2 separate regions of the Mus musculus genome follow, and region 1 is linked to region 2. Evidence: chromatin loops called from intact Hi-C (ENCODE). Cell type or tissue: gastrocnemius. All regions are shown on one strand. Each heading gives the region's core, and the rest is flanking DNA. Links, peaks and the distances in the headings are about the cores only.

The links. Peaks named below come from ENCODE experiments on the same cell type or tissue, not always from the same donor. Only the 100,000 strongest peaks of a DNase experiment are listed, where the experiment ranks them.
Region 1: it touches region 2 in a loop (6-fold over the local background); 3 of 42 quality-filtered maps call a loop at or near these places.

Annotation. Positions count from the first base shown.
Region 1 is chr6:30,682,047-30,688,297 of GRCm38, reverse strand. The region is part of intron 1 of Cep41 (centrosomal protein 41); the gene reads left to right. Gm13782 (a long non-coding RNA gene) reads right to left here. Exons shown (of 5, transcript XR_377397.3): 5 at 3,979-5,380. Among named protein-coding and RNA genes, the nearest start is that of Cep41, 8.6 kb to the left of the region's middle. In gastrocnemius, for the core only: no CTCF peak of the experiment used is centred there; no DNase peak of the experiment used is centred there; H3K4me3 peaks cover 492 bases; H3K27ac peaks cover 854 bases.
Region 2 is chr6:30,733,572-30,739,822 of GRCm38, reverse strand. It overlaps Mest (mesoderm specific transcript), which reads right to left and starts at 1,773. Exons shown (of 12, transcript NM_008590.2): 1 at 1,488-1,773. The coding sequence starts at 1,513. In gastrocnemius, for the core only: CTCF peaks have their summits at 1,455 and 2,705; DNase peaks (open chromatin) are centred at 2,714, 3,221, 4,001, 4,359 and 3 more places; H3K4me3 peaks cover 3,881 bases; H3K27ac peaks cover 1,262 bases.

The DNA.
Region 1 (6,251 bases), core at 792-5,791, 52 kb after region 2:
AGACACCGATACTGTCCTCAGATTTCTTTTAACCCCCTGCTGTCCATTTATGTTTCTGAGTAGATTTTAAAAGGTAATGGAGATATTTTTATTTTTTATTGAGAAGAGGCCTGTTGATGGTGAGCTACAGATGGTGACATTTACCAAGATGGGCAAGGGGTAATTGTAAAAATACAGTGGCAAGTATGTGTGTGGGTGTTGTGATACTGTGACCCAGCTCCCAAGAGCTTTCATGAACCCTTACTCAGCCACTCTGTTTATTTCCCATTGTAGGGGACACCTGAGGCAGCCGATTCTTTGGCCTGGGCTTTCCCTGGCACTTACTCAGCTGTCACAAGCCAGTCAAGTCACTTTCAGTTGTCAGTCTTGAGTTATACATGGCCTGTTCCTCTGCCAGCCACGTAACTCCCTATTCCCTAGGATTCTGCCTCCACAGTCACCAGCTTCTCTGTGGGTCTGAGCAGGGTAGTTCTCAGTCACCATCACTTCCCCCTCTTTCTGCATTCAGGGTTGTTTACATCCTTACGATATTTCTTAATGAAGTCCTTACTGAGGTTTTGGGAGGGAGGGAAAGCCGGTGTGTCTATTGTGTCTGTCCTCACTTCCAGACCGTCATCGTCACCACTGCCACCACCACCATCATCGTCATATTACTTCCTTGCATGTTTTCTGACGTGCTTACAAGAACGATAAGTGTGATGAGGTTGCCTTACCTAGTCCTCACTGCCATCGTCAGCCACAGTAGCTCCACAGACACTTTTGAATAAGTGAATATATATCTGAAACGGAAAGAAGTAGTCAAGGGTAAAATCACACCATTTAGAGATCGGAAGCGTGTGAAAGGAAATCCGTGTAAATCTGACTCAGAGAGTGTCTACTGAGTGAGAAGATGGAATCCTGAGAAACACTGTAATTAAGGGAATGAGTCATGTATCGGTGGAATGTTGAGGAGAGAGAGATTTCTGAAGCCAATGCAGTAGGAACAGGTGGGGGTTTTGTTGTTTTTAATATTCTCTCCTGTGGTATAGATGAATCAAGAAAGTTTCAGAAAAAGTATGCATTATGTTTGGCGAGTAGATTTTTGATGATAGTTAGCTGGCATGAGAGCCATAATCAAATGGTGGGGACAGTAGTCACTGCAGTGGATGATAGTAAAATCCAAACAGAGTGGTGACTTTTGCCACTGTTAGACTTAAGAATCTTGGCAGAAGAGAATAAGGGTAGGGCACTACACCTGTAATATGTTGATTTGTTAGAAATAATACCCTTACTTAGTAGCTTGATAGAAACTCTTCTTTCTTTCTCTTCTGACTCTGCTAGATGGCTCTCATGAAAAACTCATGTGACTTCACAGGCAGCCTGAAGCTACAGTTTCTTGAAAACCTCCATTTATATGTATGTCCATCGATGCAGTCTGTTGGCTGGAGCTAATAAGCTCTCACAAATGTCCTTTTCCCTGTGACCTGCACCTTTCCGTACTTGGTGGCTGAGTTCTAAGAGCAAGTGGCTCAAGAGAGCCAGGTGAAGCTGTACTGTCTTTCACCAGTGTGTCACTTCCCTCGGCGTCCCAGGGTCACCAGAATCTGGAGATGAGGAAAGCCATAGGCTTCATCTCTCAGTCAACAGACTGGAAAGCCACAATCTACTGGGATGGGAAGTTTTGACTCCATCATGAGTAATAACTACTGAGGAGAAGCTATCAGTGTACATGGAGTCTTGGGCCAAGATGGCTGTTTTATATTAACATAACTGGATCAATTAAGACACCCATTTTTAAAAGTTCCTCTTTGAAGAAAACCTATTTTATGTGAGATTACCTAAGGACCAGTACTCAGTCCCCTCATTTGTGGACATACAGGGAGGGAGATTCTGAAGCAAATGTACAGTGACTTAAAGAAAAAAACAGAAATGTGCCAACCAGCATATGAGGCCTCTGTAGAGAGATGGTGAACCAGAAAAGCACCTGTGGTCCAGGCATCTACTGCCAGTGGTTTGCTCTGTGTTGTTGTAATTTTTCTTCAGAAAAGTCCCATGCGAACTTTTCATTAACCTTTCTTTTCTAGCATTCATATCTTTACAAAGCTATGTCTTACTTTGCATAGTCTGTCGGTATGCAAAGCAGTGTTCTACTAAAATACTGTTGTGATTGTATCTCTCGGAGCTGGTCCTCACTCCTGGTCTCTAGTCAGTCTCATCATGTGGAGCCTCCCTCTCCAGGTCCAGGGTTATCACCCACGATCCCACATACTTACTAATGGCTATTGAGGTTCTGAGATTACATAACCCTTTGGAAATTTGGTGGCAACCCAGGACCCCAGCATACACAGAATTTTTCACAGGGCTTCACAACATTCATGGAAACTCACCAGTGAGCTCCCATGAAAACCCTGGCAGGAGTTCAGATTCACAGTGGCTAACAGTTAAATGCTTAGTCAGATGTCAAACAACATAGGACATGCTTACTAAATGAAAGGAGCAATTGCCATTTTGCTGACTTTCAACTTTCTTCAGCAAATAGAACAATTTGTTTTTCAAACATCCCCTTAAAATGGCTTTGCTGTTAGATTTTATTTTCACTTGGAATACTTTTTCCACCTCTCTTATTATCTAGTACCCATTCTTCCATGAAACCTGTTTTCTCAATACAATGTATGAATGGCCTTTTTTCAGACTTCTAAGAGCCTCAGATGGTGTGCTACTCCTGTGGTACTGATATGTGCATGGGCCTTCATGTTTTGTGTGTGTGTGTTTATGCATGTGCCTTTCTGTGTGTTGAGTTGGGGGGGGTGCATCTTACAAAGTTGCCCTGGTTGGCCTAGAACTCACAATCTTCCCACCCAACCTTCCAAAGGAGCTGGGTTACAGGTGGGCAACATTGTGCTCAGCTTCATTGTATTTGGCGGGCATTTCCATTGTAATAAATACTGAGAGAGGTACAAGGATGGGCCCCTGTTTCAAGGTGGACAATGGTCAGGGCATATAGTCAAATGACTTCATCCTCCTGGGGTCAATTTTGGTCATGGTATTTATCACAGACACAGGAAAGTGACTTAAACACTGCCTCTCTAGTGATGTTCCCCTTAGACATATTTGGTTATTTACAAAAAGCCTGTAGTAATTTATAAACATGAACTTTCCCAACTTCTTGCTCTCTCGTGATGAACTTCAGGATGACCGCAGACCTTATATCTTTACTTTAAATATGTGTCAAAAGTTGTCCTTCCTACCTGAGCTCCGGGCCTCTGCTCACTCACCTGTAAGCGTCCTTAAATCTCTCCTTTCTCTTCCCAAAACACATAAACAATGCCAAGCAGAGAGAAACAGAATGAGTTCACCTTGGCAACTCTGGGGAGAAAATACAAAAGACCATCTGTCTCCTTACTGCCTCCACCCCTTCTCAGACCCTATCTGACCCTTTGATTTTGTTTCTGTCCATGTTACTTTTACGATAACTGCTCCCATCAGGGCACATCAACAATGTCCTGGTTTGTAAATCCAAATTGACCTTTGTGTTCTGTTGCTTGATCTGGAATCCTGTTTGCCTGCTCTCTTGTGACCTCTTGTTGTTGGGTTTAACAACTTTGTTCTGTGTTGGTTGCTTGCTTCTTCCTATAACTCTTCTGTAATTTGTGTATTCCACTCTCTTTGGCCTATTCTGAATCCCAGCCAAGGCTTCTCTTCTCCACCTGAAGAAATTTCTTCTCAGTGTACACTGTGTTTCCCAGAGTGACATTGGTTAATCCCATGGCTTCGGTAATTCCCAAATTGTTTTTTAGCCTGGCTCTCTCCTGATCTCTACATCCATATTGCCAGCTGGACACTTGCATTTTTGGTAACCTACAAACATCTCATACTTAATATGTCCCCAAATGTCACACATGATGCTTTTGCAAATATGCTTAAAGAAGCTGCCTTATCTGGGGCTTAGGGTGCCCCTGCCCTCTTTTGTACAGTGCTCTGTGAGCAGCCATGTTGACTTTACATTTTAAAGATGGGGGCACTGGGCAAGCACTCTACCACAGAGCTACAATTCCAGTCCCCGTTTCAAAGATTTCTTGAAACTTCTTTTTAGGGCTTCCTATCCCTTAACATAAGTCTCTCAACTGGTTTTTATACCTCTTTTCTTTTTTTTTTTAAATTTTTATTAGGTATTTTCCTCATTTACATTTCCAATGCTATCCCAAAAGTCCCCCATACCCTTCCCCCACTCCCCTACCCACCCACTCCCACTTCTTGGCCCTGGCGTTCCCCTGTACTGAGGCATATAGAGTTTGCACGACCAATGGGCCTCTCTTTCCACTGATGGCCGGCTAGGCCATCTTCTGATACATATGCAGTTAGAGACACAAGCTCCGGGGGGTACTGGTTAGTTCATATTGTTGTTCCACCTATAGGGTTGCAGATCCCTTTAGCTCCTTGGGTACTTTCTCTAGCTCCTCCATTGGGGGCCCTGTGATCCATCCAATAGCTGACTGTGAGCATCCACTTCTGTGTTTGCTAGGCCCCGGCATTATACCTCTTTTCTTGACTATGATCATATTCTCCATATTGTGCAGATCAATCATCCCAAAAGATAAATAAGATCTCACCACTCCTTCCTAATCCTTCAGTGGCCTCCCATCATCTTCTCTTGGGCTCCTCAAGTTCCACACTGTTGACATCTGGACTGGCTCAGTGATATAGGATGTTGACCAGTGTCTCTTGTCTCTTCTAGGAAATGCTAGGGGTACACCCTAGTACTCTGTTGTGACAACCCAAAATGTCTCCAGACCTTGATAAATGTCCCTGGGCACAGAGCTGGTGAAATCGCATCTATTAGAGTCTACTGATTGACAGGACACCATGCAAGTGCCTTAGGTGTTTTGGATAAAAGGCCCTTTGTGATGCCCGCCCTGGCTCTGCTCTCCAATGGCATTTGTTTTCTCATAGCCCACAGTACCCATGCCTTCCACTGACCACTAGATTCCTTGAGAAGTCACCTGCACGTTGTTTTCATGCTCTTGTGTATGTCAGGGCCTTAGAGGGCCCACTGCTACTTTTGACACTTGACTAATCTCCACGACCTTCAGAATTTGGTTTAGCAGATACCTTCTAGGAGGCAGTTCTTGACCCTTGGTCTTGTTAAGGGACTGCTCTTGAGTTCCCATCCCCCTCTGTTCATCACGTTGACACCTATATATCGGCAGGCAGGGAGCAAGAGCTGATAGCCAGGCCTGTTTTTACCTCTGTGTCCCACATAGGGACCTACTTCTACTAGGCAAGGAATAGATGTCCTTGGAATGACTTGTACTAAGTCTTTGTGGAAGGAACGGCTAGTCTTCTTTGAAACAGCTTCTGCTCACAGCACTTTCAGTCCCCACCATTCCAGCCTGTGTATGTCCTGCAAACAAAGCCAGTTAGTTGGTCAGTAGGTCAAGAAGCCGCCATCTCCAAGGCAGGAGTTTTCAGGAGGAAAGTGTGCCTCCTCTTTAGAGCCTGCGGTACTCTGCTGGCAAAGCAGCACACAGAGCTTAATGTCGACTTGGGTCCCAGATCAGGCTGAGAAAGTGAACTGAAACGAGAAGTCTGGAAAGAAACCTGACATTTTTCTCCGGCAGCATATGGATTTCTCATTAGTCCATGTAAGGGAAAACCGGGGGCGGGGAGGCCTCAGCAGCTGCAGCTGTCCACACTCCCTTCCCGCACCATCCCGCCCCACCACACCTGCTCCCCAGAGGCACCCTCACTTCTCAGCTATTTTGGCTTAGGTATGGACAAATCTCCATGGTTCAGCAGAGACCAGCCTGGAATTTTTGAAAAGAAACTCTGCTAAGAAACAAAACAAAAGTAAAAAACAGGAAATAGGGTATAGAAATGATAAAAATATAGACTGGGGGGGAACAGTCCCTCAGCGTAAGATAAGTGAAACAGTGTGTGTGTGTGTGTGTGTGTGTGTGTGTGTGAGAGAGAGAGAGAGAGAGAGAGAGACAGAGAGAGAGAGAGAGAGAGAGAGAGATTTTGCTGGACTTAGTTCACTATTTAATTTTTCATGATATTGTCTGCCTCTGGAAACGCCACCTAAGTCTTTCTCCATGATTGTATTCCATTCTTTCACCATCTTTGTCTTGGGAAGGTATTGAAACTGACATCACAGTGGCTTGCTCTTCTAGGCAGCCATTACAGATCACAATGAGAAACGGGTTTTCCCCCATTTTTTCTGAGGGCAGGTCCGCTTAGTGCATGCAAGTTGTAGCAGAGGAGTGGTGCTCAGT
Region 2 (6,251 bases), core at 736-5,735:
TTGTATTTGAGTGCACCCTATACATAACACATTACCTGCAATTTGATGAAACTGACTGGGTTTTTGTGTGTGTGGGGGGGGTGTTCTCTGTAAACCTGAAATGGTGGGTAAAAACCAGCACCCCTTAGGAACCTCAGCTGCCTGCCTCAACTTTAGTCAGCGCTGAGACTTTTTTTTCCTTCCTCCAAAGTCACTGTCCAATAAAGACACAAGGCTTTGGTTCTACCTTTTGAGGCTATACTAGAAATGCCTGGCACAGTGCCAGAACACGATGGTTTTTATCTCAGTCTGTTATCCACTAACGGGTTTTAAGGCTGAACCTCTTTGAAAAGCAAAAGCATTAGGTTTGGGGGAGGGGGGGGTCTTTTTGTTGTTACTGCTCATTTCCTCAGAACCCATTTGGTCCTGTTACCTGTTCATACATTTTCATGTAGCCTCTGGGGCATCCTTGCTGGACTCACTGAATCCGCAGTGACTCAGCAGAACGCCGGGGAGGGGCGCCTACTGCAGAGTGAACAGGGGCTTCCTGCTGGCGCAGGGAAACAGAGGTGCCACACCCACGCTCTCCGGACCATACCTCAGTGCACCTCCTCCATGCAGGAAAGGGGGGACAACCCCCCCCCCCAGCCATTCTCAGCTTTAGTTACCTTGGTAAAAATACCCCAAACATTTTAAGATTTTTAGCAGTCAAGGAAACTAGCAATCGGACCAAAAGGTTTAAACAATAATTTTTAAGTCCACTCTCTAATATTTGATGGTACCATGATTTAGAGCAAAAATTCAACACACTCGCACAACAAACTTTACGTGCCTTGATTTCTTACTGCTTTAAATGATGTAAAAACATATTTATCTAATACCACCAAACCAGCCCACCTGACTCATTCTTATTGAGAACTACGCTGTGCACCCACAAACCAAAGCAAACAATTCTTTTTACATTTTAAGAGCCTGGCCGCGTGCCGGTGTCCCCCGGGGTTTCCATTTCTGGCTCCCAAACAACACTTATAGCCGTGGCCACACTGCGCGGCACGATCTAGTCGCACCTATGCGGTAACCCTGCCATTGTGAGTCCAGAACCTGGAAATTTTAAGTCGCTCTGTGACAATCTCAGCTCCTGAATTCCTAAATCACATGCCGTGGTCTAGAAATCTTAAATCACGCCACAACAATGACCAGCTCTGAAGATCCTAGAACACACCAGGCATTACCAAGGTTCTCGAATCCTAAGTTGCTTCACCACCACCTCCTAAATCGTACCACAACGAAGACCCAGACAAAAAAAGGCTAATTCTCACATGTTAATGCAAAAATCCTCAAATTCGTAAATCTCACGCGACTAAACCCTGGTTCTAAAAATCATCAGTGAGGGCGATTCCGAGAGTTTGGGCTGGGCGGCAACCTTTGGATAAGGATTTTTGCCTCCCGCATCTCCGGGGTGCGGGCCGGCCACACCCCCTCTGGCGGCACGGGCTGGCAGCACCCACCTGCGCAAGCGATCTCGGCGCACCATGGCCGCATTATCCCATGCCGCCCGCCGCAGGATTGCGGATCACAGGGCGCGCCGAGGCGCCCGCAGCGATACAGGATCGGAGGTGGCGTCTGCGCAGCCTACGGTCCGCGCAGGGCGGCCCGCGGCAGCGGCAGCAGAGGCAGCAAGCAGCAACTCGGGCGAGCCTGCAGCACTACGCCGTTTGGCGAGGTGCGGCTGCCGCAGAGGAAAGCTGCTGCGCCTGAGAAGAAGCACCGGGATGTGCTGGTGGCCGAAGCAGAGAGGAGCAAGCAGGCACCGACTTTTAAAGCCCACTGAGCCCCGCCTCTAACCCGCCCATCCTGCCGCAGCGCCCCTCCTTCTCGCTCCCGCCGCAGAGCCCCTCCCCACCGCTGCAGAGAGGGGGGGCCTTTCCCGTGGGCGCCTCCAGGGGTATTGACCCGCTACCCCCTCTTTCCTTATAGATCTCTAATCCTGAACCCCAGATTCTAGTGAAGAAAGCCTTCCCATGTGTTAATGCCGCGGGCAAGGATGACAAACGTCTGAGAGAGTCCCTCCCCAACATATCCCTTGGACCACGCACTGGTCCCTAGACCCTGGAAGACATAAAACACCCCAAAGCTGGGGTTCTTGTTGCGGCACCCACTTCTTTTCTACCTCCTACGTGTGTTTTGAGCCCTAAGAGTGAGTACGCATCTAAAAATTCGGGTCACCAATGCGCGGCAACCCCAAGCCCTTAGCCCATGATAACAAAGAAGGAAGGGCACACTAAATGGCTAGGGAATGGACAAATTCTCTGGTATCAGTGGCTAAGTGGACACATTCATGGACAGGCTGCGATCACATAGAATGGGCCAAAGTCACCACCACGGTGGCACCGGTACACTTCCTTTGCCGCAGCACAACGTGGTCCACATGCCAGAAGCTGCTGCAGCGCCCTTCTGGAGCAGCGTTGGGGACCGTTCATTGGGGGCACAAGCCTCCTTTACGTGCAACACAATCACAGTGCAAACACCCTAGAGGTGCGGACAAAACTGTAGATTTTTTTTTAATCCCAAATCCCTTAAAAGTCATCTTTCACACCTTCGCAAAGTGCGGAGCATCGTGATGCCTGTGTGAGGTTTGGAACCGTTCCCTGAAATTCTAGCAGCCTAGGCACGGGCAAGCTAGGGATGCTGCGAACGCAGGCTGGCCCAGCGGGGGCGCTGCAGGCCTCTCTTCGGAGCCTGGTTTGCTGCAGCTTTGGCTTTGCAATGTCCAAGCCCAACCGTGCAGTCGATCAAGATTGGGCCAGAGAACTGCAATGGGTCAGTCGAACCCTTGGGGGATCTAACCTGTGGGTATCTTCCCATGTTCGGGGAGTTCGTGACCACCCAGCTGACACTGAAAATGCCAGCACCTGAGAGAGGGTCATCAGAACACGTAATGCGGTCCAGGGTATACTTCTTCGGGGACCGCAGGAAACAAATGCTTGTGTGGAGCCTCCGCAGGCGATGCACAAGATTGTGAAGTGAATGAGGGATCGAAGGGTGGCACTTTTTTACATTTTCTTTTTGATTTCAGAATATTTTCTGTCATGTCGGGCCCTTCTTTCTCAGCCTAAGACCCTCAAAGTCTGAAACCATGTCTCATTAACCTTTTGTATCCCAGATCCCGCCATGGGGTGGGCAACAAAGCAGGCCCCTAACAAATACCGCATGAATAAGTTCAAGAATTTGAGGGCGCACAGGGGAGGAAGTAATTAAGGGGAGGGAGGAAGGGGTTGTCTTGAGTGATGAATAGACATTTACCAGAGACAAAGAACATTCCAGCCCGAGGGGACGGCTTTCGCCAAGCACCCGGGGCTCTGCACCGTAACCTTTGGTTTTTTTCTTTAAAAAAAAAAAAAAAAGTGTTTCCTTTGGGCGCCAGCGCCGACTGGGGGCTGGGGGCGGAGAGGTGGGGTGGAGGGCAGACCAGAAAGAGTAGTTCATCAGAAGGAATGTGGAATGTGTCCTAAATGAGAAGCTACGGATGTTTAAATCCTGTAAGACCGCAATTTAAATTCACCCCTTTACAAGTAGAGGATTACCTACCTATATTAACTAACAACCAAACCTTTTAAAGACTGAATTACTTAGCAAAATTTGCACTGGTGTTTTCTACAGAGTAAAGCCATTCTGATCTTAACAAGTTCCCGCATGGAAAGCCTCTGCATTATCTATTTTCATATTCGCTGTCAATGGAACCTTTGAGCCTTACAAACAATTCCACTTTCATTCTCACCAGGCCGAAGCACCAGCATCTAAGATGAAGGCAATTTTCTAATTAATGGATTGAGTGCCCCACAATGGATCTCATTCTGAAGGCCGGGGAACAGTCTACCCACAAGGAACAAGAGGGGGGGGGGGAGGGGAGGGCACGGTTAAGCCCTGGAGGGGAGGAAAGTCGGTGAAAGCTCTCAACCACAAAAGCAATTCCAGTCCAGGCCCAGGGAAATCCTTCTTGCTCGAGGTGACTAGGAATAACTTGGGTGGTAAAGGGCGGGATGCGGTTGAAATGGCGTGGAACGCAGAACTGGTTAGGGAGAGAAAGCGGGTAGCAGCTCGGACACAAAGGCTGAGCCGCAGGAAGGCGCGCACTGCTGGGGACCAGCTAAGGCTGGGAGAAAGGCTTTTAAAAGTCTAAAGTGTTAGGGAATCTTGTAACCAGGACTAACTTATTTCTAGAAGGAGCTTCCTCCGCAGCGAGGAGAATGTGACCTACGTTCTAAAACCCCTTGGAGCACCTGAGAAAACATGAAAGTTGATAAATGAAGTCAGATCTTGCTCACGCTTGCTGCCGGTACCCTGACTTCTAGCAGACATTTCCTATCGTTCGCGGTTGTGAGCCACAGCAGAGTTGCCTCGGCCAGCCGCGAATCGGGACGTTGCCTTCACATCCTTCTGTACCATGGTTCACATCAGAACAGCACCTCAGATGTGTGCAAAAACCAGCAGTGTAGAAACTTCTCCATTTACCGTATCACAGCAGCAAGCAGTAAGAGACCACCAGCCCGGCTTCTACCGTAGGTTCAATCGTCCTTTCTGTTTTCTAACCCATTTTGAGCACTGTAACAGGTTGGACAAACCCAAGGTAGAGCAACTTTCTAAAGCCAGAGTAACAGATTTGAATAAACCACTAAAGGGCAGAATGTGGCAAACCCGTTCGACCTAATAACACTTTGTTAAAGAGATTTAGAGCTTTACTTGATTTAAAAAAAAAAGGGGGGGGGTTTCATTGAGCCTATGGAAGATGGGTTTGGTTTTTTATTTTTAAACTACTGTGTGTCTGCAGTTACACAAATATACTTGGAATAACCTAATCCTGTGCTTTTTTGCTCCTCAGGCAGCACTGAGAGTACTCTGCTCTACAGAGTCGATATTAAGAAACATTTAGACATGCAGGAATGTATTTAGGGTAAAACTAAAACCTTCTGTAAATCATGTGACTCAACTGGCAAAGCAACTGGCATAGCTTAAGTTCCTACTATGGGCATATCACACACACACACATACACACACACACACACACACACACACACACACACACACCGAGCACGCCCCATTTTCACAGAAACTGGCTAGGTGAGACTTTCCATTCATCCTCAAGAAACAGCAGCAGCTCAGGGTGCCCTGTGCTAAGGCGGCAGAAGCCAGCAGCTGAACCCTCTTGCTCCTGGAGTTCTTTGCACGGTCCCACACTACCTCGCTGTTTGAAATAACTGGGCATGTTTAGTCTAAAGAAAAGGAGCCTTGTGGTGTGAGTGGAAGGAGGAAATGTGTTCACAGTCTTCAAATATTTGTGGAAGCGGTGTTAGACATTTTATTCCATATGGCTCCAAGGAGCACAAACGGCACAGAAACAGAAATCCATTCAGCATAAAGAATTTTTCAAGCCTGCCAGGGAGGGTTGAGTGGGCTCATGACAAGATCCCCATCACTAGAGACCCGATGAGCTGGCAGCAGGGATGCAAAAGTCCCGGTCTTTAGCTCAATGAATCGCCTTTCAGGTTTTGGGGGTTTTTTTGTTTTTTTTTTTTTTTTTTACCATTCAGTGGAAATGAAGGCACACAGAGATGCTGGCTTGGCCAAAGCGATGCATCTGCCCAGGGAACAAATCTACCACCCAGTCTTGCCCAGTCACGATCCTCAGTCAGGGTCAGTACTACACAGGCTGTTCCCTACCTGAGGCAAAACTGCAGATGTATCAATAAACTCACAGCAACTAACTCCCCACATCCCCACCAACTCACTCTTTCTCCCTCTCCCTTTCCCTCTCCCTCCAGGACTTCCACCCTCCAACGACTGTATCTAATAGATTCCTAAGTGATAGCTTCCTCCCTTTTTGGACTCTTTTTGAAGTAAAAAAGAAATTTTGTTTTTCTTTACAGCAAAGAGCTCCAAAAAATGAGTAGTGGAGGGGGAATAATAACGAAGCCGAATAAACAAATAAGATGAACCAAAAGGACAGACAGCAGCTGTCCCCTCACGCTGCAGTATACCCCTAGATGATCTGTACCCACCCTCTACTCCCGTAATTCCACAGCCGCGACTACCGAACCCCTCTGCTCCACAGATAGAGGCCATCTTAGCCACTCAAACATCAATGGGCTTGAAGGATTCTAATTAACTAATAGCATCTTACATGTTCACAGCTCTTTACCCTTCTCACACACATTATCTCATTTGCTGCTCACCACAGGCCCTCTAAGGAACAGCGACTTCCAAACAAGCTGGCT